Linked DNA regions of Homo sapiens: region 1 is linked to region 2. The links are chromatin contacts, found by Hi-C in ENCODE. All regions are on one chromosome and are shown on one strand. The core of a region is the stretch at or near the end of the contact, and the rest is flanking DNA. Distances in the headings are between cores, read along the strand shown. Region 1 has its middle 8.1 kb from the start of LINC01936. Region 2 overlaps ALK (ALK receptor tyrosine kinase).

The links. Hi-C counts contacts between places; a loop is a spot of excess contacts on that map. Pooled maps may share reads with other maps.
Region 1: a map with no recorded cell type shows a loop between it and region 2 (17-fold over the local background). The contact joins two enhancer-like sites. A Hi-C loop is called at or near these places in 2 of 37 single-sample maps with no recorded cell type and 6 of 50 pooled maps.

The regions. Positions count from the first base shown.
Region 1 is chr2:30,336,337-30,340,828 of GRCh38, reverse strand. No RefSeq gene overlaps it. Among named protein-coding and RNA genes, the nearest start is that of LINC01936, 8.1 kb to the left of the region's middle. RefSeq lists enhancers at 2,770-3,009, 3,390-3,579, 4,440-4,492. Within about 2 kb of position 3,093, at least 9 of the 41 ENCODE cell types and tissues checked have a DNase peak (open chromatin) inside an H3K27ac peak, as active enhancers do.
Region 2 is chr2:29,311,984-29,316,634 of GRCh38, reverse strand. All of the region lies in intron 8 of ALK (ALK receptor tyrosine kinase), which reads left to right. Among named protein-coding and RNA genes, the nearest start is that of CLIP4, 200 kb to the right of the region's middle. Within about 2 kb of position 1,719, at least 6 of the 41 ENCODE cell types and tissues checked have a DNase peak (open chromatin) inside an H3K27ac peak, as active enhancers do.

The DNA of each region.
Region 1 (4,492 bases), core at 1,844-4,343, 1.0 Mb before region 2:
GAGCATTTGAAATGTGGCTAGTACAAAATGAGATGTGCTGTAAATATTAAGTACACAATGGACTTTTTTTTGGAACAAAGTCTTGCTCAGTCACCCAGGCTGGAGTGTAGCAGCATGATGTAGGCTCACTGTAGCCTCAATTTCCCGGGCTGAAGCCATCCTCCCATCTAATCTCAGCCTCCTGAGTAACTGGGACTACAGGTGCACACCACCACGCATAGCTATTTTTTTTTTTTTTTTTTTTTTGTAGAGACAAAGTCTCACTGTGTTACCCAGCCTGCTCTCATACTCCTGGACTCAAGCAATCCTCCCACTTCAACCTCTCAGAGTGCTGGGATTACAGGTGTGAGCCACCATGCCCAGCCCACACTGGATTTTAAGGACTTAGTATGAAAGAATGTCAGCAATCTCATTAAAATGGTTTTTATTGATTTCATGTTGAAATAATAATACTTTGGCTATATTAAGTTAAATAAAAATATTACTAAAATTAATTTCACCAGTCTCTTTTTACTTTTACGTAACTTTTAGAAAATTTAGAACTACATATGAGGCTTGCATTGTTTCCATAGCCAGCACTGATCTATACGGCTACTTGACCTCTCTGTTGCAGTTTTCTCAGCTCTAAAATGGGGATACCAATAATATCTGTTTTACAGGATCATCATAAGGATAAAATGAGTTAATATTTGTAAGGCATTTCGAACAATACCTGACATATGATAAGTACTTTTAAAAATCTTTGTGAAATAAATAGATGGTGCTTAACATTTTTAGCATCTAAACTGGTTGGATAGGCCCAGGTCCCCTACAAAACTGAACTTGAGGCAGAGCTTAGGGGCTAATGTTTTATTGGAGGGTATAATCCCAGGGAAAGCAGGACTGAGGGCAAAGGGGAAGTAAGGCAGGGGAGGAGGGAAGCCATCACATCATAGTTTTTTGTGGAGCTGGCCACAGCTTCCCAAGAAAACACATAGCTGATTGCTTGATCACGTGAGCCATCGAGAGAAGCAGTATGGGACCACTGCATCTTGGCAGAACTGTTGAGGGAAGGAAGGTGAACAATTTATCTGCCAGTTCCTTCCCATCTCCTGCTCACATTGGTTAAGGTTTGCCACTTGTGGAGTTAAGTCCTTTGCACTTTCTGCTTATGTCACTAGGCCCTTTTGGAAAGCCACCAGAGAAGTCAGAGATGCCTAAGTTCAGATGGTTGGACATGGGCTCTGGAGCCACTGAGGCCCCTGACAGGGAAGGCGCCATGGAAGGCTTGATGAAGCCTGGCCCTCATCTGTGGGGCTCAGTCAGCAATGAAAGGTGAGGCCATAGCAGTGGCAGCGAGGTTCATAACCACCGGGAGGTCATCATACCACGGTGGGGCTGCTCCAGCTAGGAATCAGGGCAACAACTGAGCCTAGGGGAAAATGGGGCCAAGCTGAGGAAGGAGGCGTGTCCTATAAGCCCCATATGCCCTGCCTCTCAGATCCTGATCAGATTTGCTTACTGGACCTCGACACTTACATGTCTCACAAGCATCTCAACTTTAGTGTTTCTGAAACTGAAGTTCTGGTTTCCGTATTTGAGTCTATCCCCTGACCTAGCCCCTCTGTTTCCTATCTTCTACAGTTCAGTAAATTCACCCACTTGCTTAAGCCAGAATCCTGAAGGCCATATTTGAGGACTGGCTCTTCCTCTGCCACATGTGATCATCAGCAAGTCCTATGGATGTAATCTCCAAATTGGATCTTCAAGCCATCTGCCTTTCTCTATCTCCACCAGATAGCGGGTCACCAGCATCTCTCCCATGGCTATTACAGTAGATTCCAAGAGGGTCTTCCTGCCTCCTCCCTTTCCTCTCTCCAGTTCTTTCTTTACACAGTAACCAGAGTAATCTTTCACAGTATAAATCAAGTCATGTCTCTTGGCTGCTTTAAAACCCTGCAGTGGCTTTTTACAATAAATCCGAAGTCTTTTCCATGTTCTACAAAGCCTTCCATGACCTCACTCCTGTCTTTTCCACCTCACCTTGAAACCCTCCCCTTCCTCCCTGGCCCGGCTAGCCAGCCTCATTCTTTCCTAACACACAATGCATGCTTTATTGTTTCAGGGCAGGAATTGGCAGAATACTTCCTGCTTCTGTTTTATAAATAAAGTTTTATTGGAACACAGGCATGACAGAGATTGATGGACCATGAAGCCAAAGGTATTTACTATCTGGCCCTGCACCGAATGTTTGCTGAACCCTCTTTTGGGGCCTTTGGCCTTGCCTCTGGCTCTTTTTCCAGTTTGTAGCCCAGTTGATTCCTTGACTTTCAGCTCTCAGCTTACATGTTACCCCTTCAAATGGATCATCCTTGACAACATTGCTTCAGTGGAAGTCCCTCTCTCCAACCCAAAAACACCCTTATTCTCCATCACACACTCTGCTTCTGACCTTTGTAGCATTTTCTCAATTTTAGATTACATATATATTTATTACTTTACCTGTTTACTGTCCATATCCTTCCCTGACAACTCTAAGCTCCACGAGGGTAAGGACTGTGGCTGTTTTGTTCAGTATTGCACTCCTTGCACCTCCAAGTGCCTTCTCTTGCTAATAAACCACCGGAATTCCTGCATCCAGTTGAGGCTTGATCCCTTCAGAGCGGCTCCTACTCTCCCAACCACTCCGCTAGTCTGTATACTGATCCAGCAATTCTCCGCTACTGAGGTGAGGTTGGGCACAGGTGATGCTTCCAGAGAGCAGTTGAGTGTGGAGTCTGAGCCACAGGGTTGCATTTCCTAACAATTCTCAGCCATCTGAGGAGTTGTGACACCACCTCACTGTGTGTTTGATTTTTAAAAAATGATGTTACAGGCCGGGTGTGGTGGCTGACGCCTGTAATCCCAGAATTTTGGGAGGCCGAGGTGGATGAATCACCTGAAGTCAAGAGTTTGAGACCAGCCTGGCCAACTTGGTGAAACCCTGTCTCTACTAAAAATACAAAAATTAGCTGGGCGTGGTGGTGCCTGCCTGTAATCCCAGCTACTCGGAAGACTAAGACAGGAGAATCACTTGAACCGGGAGCCGGAAGTCGCGGTGAGGCAAGATCGCACCACTGCACTCTCCAGCATGGGTGACAGAGTGAGACTCTGACTCAAAAACAAAACAAAACAAAAAAGATGTTACAATTCCCTCACTGTTCCACACATTCTAGAAAATAAAAACTGAGCACAGGGTAGCATGCATTTATCTTTCATTAAAACAACCTGAGAGTTACTTTGGGGAGCAGTAATTCTGGAGGGCTGCCGGGAGGAGGTCCCTCAGCAGCACTTGTAGTTGCCTCCTCTGCAGCCACCTTGAGCCTGTGCCACCTTCCAGGGTCCTGATTCCTTGCTAACTTCCCCAGAGCACGGGCTGGACAGGTGCAGTTGGGGCTGGGAGGCCAGGCAAGCAGCTGCAGCTCAGGGGCACTGAGGGCGCGGGCCTGGAGACCGTTCTTGGGGAACAGGCCGAAAGAAACCAGGGACATGTAAACACATCAGACTGAGACTCAGGCCCCAGAACCATTGCTTTCAGATGTACACAGGCAGTCATGGGGAGGAGATGCAGAACAGGAAGTGGTTTAGAAAGCCACTCTCTCAGCTTTACAGATGAGAAAACTACATCTAGAGAAGGGACCTACCGGGTTAAAATTAGAACGGACAAGAACACAGGTCTCTCACCATTCTCCTAGTGTGTTCTTCTAGGCTGAATCACCCAGGCTGTCCTAAGCTTCTAAGGTGTCCTCCCGGACAGTATCTAGAATGGCTGGGCACAGCTAGGATTTCTCTGGAAAGCTTCATGGAGGGGGCTTGGAAGAGCACTGGACTTGGCCTTGGGTGAAGCTAGGTTTGAACCCTGTCCTCTCAATAGCTGCAAGTCCAGGACTAATGTCCCAAACTGCTTTGAGCCTCAGTTTCACAACCGTAAACTGTGGTAAGAGTCTCTGAATTGCTGGACAGTTTTGAAGATTCAATGAAGTAAGACCCGAGTGTGCCTCAGGAGTTCCAGATACATAGCAGGCATGCAGACATTCAGTCAATATTAGTTGGATTTTGAGTAGCCAAGCTAGCAGAGGAGGGGCCGGAGCAGGAAACCGTGTATCCATGGGGTATGGTGTCTTCTATAGTAATTCCAAATGAGTTCATCAAAGGAAGAGTCCACGACAAATGGCCCTTTTCCATCCCCTCAATCCCAACCTCCCAGAATACCATGTTTCGGGTACTACAAGGATGACGGTTGCATCTCTCCAATGTCTTCAGAGGAATCAGGGTTTATACTCATAACATCTTACATCCTGGGACATAGGTTTCAGTATGACCTATGCTATTGTCTTTGGATACCTGCTTACCAAAGGCATTCCACCCTCTCTAGGCCATTTGATAAATATCCAGCGAAACAATGTTATCATTGTTGGGTGGTTCAGCTCCCCACCCACTCTGGCAACAAAAGGATATCGTTAATGTCCTCTGT
Region 2 (4,651 bases), core at 470-2,969:
GTTGGCCCACCGGAGAGGACGGGAGGATCCTTAAGAGCATTTGGTCTTTAAATTTACTCTTCGCTGGGTTTAATATGAGCCAAATTTCAGAAAAAGAAATGTCAAGGTACAAATGATATTATTCTAATACTTCATCATTTCTCTAATAACCTTTGAGTTGATCAATAGCTTAAACAGGTGTTTCGTTTTACTGGCCTGTTTTATTTTTCCTGCAGTCTAATTTGCTCTGGGCTGTTTCTGCTATTCCCTGCCCTTTTCCAGAACTTGGCTCAGCAGGCATAATGAAAGGAAGGGAATAAGTCCATTCCACACTCACATTATTTATATTTATATATATTCATATGATTTCACATTCAGGTTTTCAGACCATTTGTCTAATGCTGATGGGTCTTTGAATTCCCAATGTTGGGAGAAATGTTTTTATCAGGAAAATAAATAACCAAAATAGAAATATGCATTTCTAGATTTGTAAGCCCTACCATTTATTTTATGTGAATCCTAAATGCAGAATGCAGGAAGTTGATTTCCTCCTCCCGGGCGGGCTAAACCCCAGTGGCAGAAAAAAATGGATATTGCATTTCTCTGGGGGACTATGTGAGGTTCACTCAGGGCTTTCAAACCCCACCAACCCTACAGGGGCCTCTGTTGCCTATGGGGCCCGAGTGCAGAAAGATGGACACTAGGCAGAGTTTTGGGGACAGGACTCTGATGAGCATCAGGCCTACAGGGACTGGCGACTGGTCCAGCTGAGCCCTGAGGCTGATGCCTACCACGAAGGACCTTCTTCAAACCCAGCTCAGTCCTGGTCTCCGGGAAGTTAAAGTCATCGTACACTATCTCAAGACACCACAATCATCAGTGGATTCCCAGAGAAGAACTGGTGTCATCTTCAAGAATTTCCTGCAAAGTCTAGAAAGTGAGTTAACCAGTAGTTCTGTGTTTCACCAGTCACATTCACCTGGAAAATGTAACAAATGCCCCACCCTGGACCTACTGAATGACATCGCGAAGAGTGGGGCCCAGGGCTCTGCATTTTTAAACCCTATCCTTGGTGATTTGGAGGTGCACTGAAACTTCAGAGCTATTGGCCGTAGGTGTGCTTGCCAATTGTGACTGAAATTCATTCTGAGCCCATGCAGAGAGTTTTCCTCCTGTCTGTGGCCCCAAATAGCGTGATGTCACTTGTCTTTTAGAAAGATGAGTCAGAAAAGGGATGAGAAATGATGGAGGCGGGGGAGAAGAGAAGCGGGTGGGAGAGCATATGAAACCAGGTCAGGAGCCCCCCATGATGGAGGCATAGCCACAGTGTGCCTTTGTGCCAATCTAACTTCCAGGGCATTCCAGAAGCCTGCCCCACTCCCACCTCCTCCCTCCAGGCTCCTGCAGCCTGCTCTTGCTGACTACCACGGCTGCCTCCTATCTCTCTGCACAGTTACACACGGGGCATGAATATTTAAAGACCTCTGCCTCGCCCAGCCACAAACAAGAAAGAACGCTGTGGTTTTGGTTTTCTTTTTGTGTTCCTCCTCTCCGCCACAAGCTCTTCTCTGCAGGAAACTGGGGAGCCACTTACAATATATTCTGATGTTATTTTTATTTTTATTTTTCTGAGCTCCAGTTCAAATAATTAAAGTTGCCACCGGGGAGGGAAGGCTTGCAGTGGCTTTCATGTGCTCACTTGCTGTCAGACCTGCTCGAATCCGCCTCGGCTTTGAGACACCCGCGGATGTGTCTGGCATTGCAGCCGCTGGTAATAAAGAGCACGGCAGAGTGGCGGCTGACACCACCCCAGCCCCCTGCCTTTCACACACCCCAGCAGCCTGAATGTCTCAACAAGCCCCGTGTGGTTTGAAATTCTATTTTATTTGAATAGCCTGCCTGTGACTAGAATAATTTAAACCACGTTCTCAGGCCTTCTGGGCCTGCAAGGAGAAAAAGTGGACTTTCCTCATTTTCTTTCCCCTCCAAGGCATGGAAGCAGTTTTTCTTGTGTGAGCTACAGAAGTGCAATTTGATCCAAAAATGAGATGGGATCCCCCCAATTTGTGGTGGTCAGTTCCTCAATGCTGGTTTTCCTACCTGGCCAGAGCTGCAGTTGCGTCTCCCCTCTTCTCACACATACATATGTACACGCAAACACACACACACATACACACATGCGTGCACACACCCTCTGGGATCTTGGGACACAGCCGAACCTTTCCACCCCTGACGTCACCTCTAGCAATAAAAGGAATCAGGTTGGATTAGCTGTGGGGAGCTGCTGTGATCTAGGCAGAAGGTGACCAGCGGGCCCCTTCCACGTCTACATGGGCCTGGAGAAAAGGGGACCCATCCTTTGTGTCATTAAAACCAGCAAATGTAGCCCAGAGGGATGTGAGAAGACGCCATGGCCCCTGGAGTTGACCTTGGCCATCCATCCCTGAAGCCCTTCTCAAAGGAAGGCACCCGAAGGCAGGGAATTTTTCTGTAAATTGCTCTCTGATTGATTTTGTAAGACTTTTCAGGGTGCTGGTGATCATCCCTGGAAACAGGCTTATCCTTCCCTCCAGCCTCTCAGTGTGACGCAGAAGCAGGGAAGCCGAGAGGCAGGCTGTGTTGATTGGGCTTATTGAAGCTTGCCCCCGACCTCGGCAGCAGGCAAATAGGACTCTGAAGATGGGAAAAAGAGAGGAACTTTTCTGACTGCTGTGTTTTTAAAGTTTATTAAACTCAGTGACAAAATCTTCTGTGGAAAGTCAAGAAAAGGAGGATAAGAGTAAGAAAACTTAGTATCAGATGGCATGAGACCGAGGAAAAACAAAAGCAGAAGGGGACCTTCCTTTATCAGCCCCCACCAAACTCTCGACAGGAGCCAAAGAAGATGAGCATAACTATTGAATTCAACTCGTTTTCCAGAGCAGATCCTATGCATCACGGGCTCCCCATCCAGATCATGAAATTCACCTCAAGACCCACAGCTAATAAACACAAGACCAAACCTAGATCTTATGATTCTGAGTTTCATGCTCTTCCTGTCACACTGCCCTGCTGGAGACAGATGGAACCTTCTCAACTTGGGGAGAGTTGATGAGAGCTTCAAAAGCATCAGAACTGGCATTACTGTCACCTAACTCAGAGCCCCACCACCTCATTTCTGCAGGCAGATAGAGAATCCCACCCCATTGTGTAAACAAAGAGTTCTCCCCTTCGTCTCTCCACAGGCTGGGAGTAGTCACTGGGTCTAACTCCTGAGCCACCAAGGGGACACTGCCACTCACCTACAGGACTCAAATGGAGTTTGTTCATTGGGTGGGCCTCATTCTCGGCCCCATGTGATCCAACTTACTTTAGCAAATCAGGAAGGAGAAGCCATTCCAGGAGGCCTCATGGGCTTGATTGCAAATAAAGTTGTTATTTCCTGGAGCCAGTTTACCTTCTGCATAGAACGGATGACCATCTAGGGAGAAGAATATTGCACACTTCCCCTCTCTGGGCTGACTGGTAGAAGAACAAGCAAGCCCCTATCAGAGCCCACCTGGGACCAGCCTCTCTGCCCATGCATGGCCAAGCAATGCTACACTTTGTGGTGTTTGTAAAACCCTTCTTGTAAATAGTTGGGGACCAGTACCAAGCTAGAGGGATTCCAGGGTAATGTTATCTCTATCTCCCTCACTAAGCCCAAGTCCCTTTGGTCAGGTATTTGGGGACCAAGATACTCATCAGGCAGAGTTCCTGTGGATGTCCAACCCCCATCTCATCTGATGCTGTGACATCTCTGCAGTGACAGAATGTGCCTGAATTGGGAGAAAGCAAGTCCAGCTCTAGGAGTCAGTGCTTGCCTAAATTAAGAGCAGATCCAGCTAGTCTGGCTGGGGATTGTTTTCACACATGCTGTTCTCTGCACACGCCTCTTCCTGCATTGGAGACCACGGTCAGGACCCCAAGCTAGCATATGATCCCTCTAAGTTGTCCACTCTCTGCCCAGGAGGACATAATGTTGGGCCTATCAGAAAGCACAGGGCTCCTCTGGCTCCCACAGTGTAATGCTGATACCTAGAGCAAGTCGGAGCAGGGTGGTGGCTCCAGGTAGAGCTGCCTCCCTCCTGCCCCACAGCCCAACAGCCACGCCATCTCCTGTGACCAGAAGAATCCAGCTGGCCATGTGGGGCCAGTGCAAAAGGAGCATCACCAAGGCAACGTGGTACAGTGGGAAGGACAGGGCTTGAAGTCCCTTAGCCCTTGGAGGAAGCCCCCCCACTTTCTAGCCTGGAGACCTTGAGTATAGCGACCCACTGTTCTCGGCTTCAGTATCCTCTCCAGGGCTGTCAGGAGAAATGAGTGAGAGGAGATATGAAACATGCCCAGCCTGAATCTAGACACAATTAGGTGCTTAAAAATGGAACCTGTGGTTTCTGCTACTCTGTTGTAGCCATTACTATTATTATCTTCTTATCTGACTTTAGTGATGATTCTGAGACCAAGGCTGGAGCCTGCCTTCTCCAAGGAGCCTGAATCTGGAGGGTTTGGCCTCTGCCCTGCCCTGGGTAGCCTGGCAATATGGCAACACCCCTCTCCCAACTATTGCCAGTGGAGAGGGGTGTTGCCCAGCTCAGTGGCTGGAGTCAGAGGAAGTTTATGCTTTAACAGCAGCCAAGGGGGCCCTGCCACC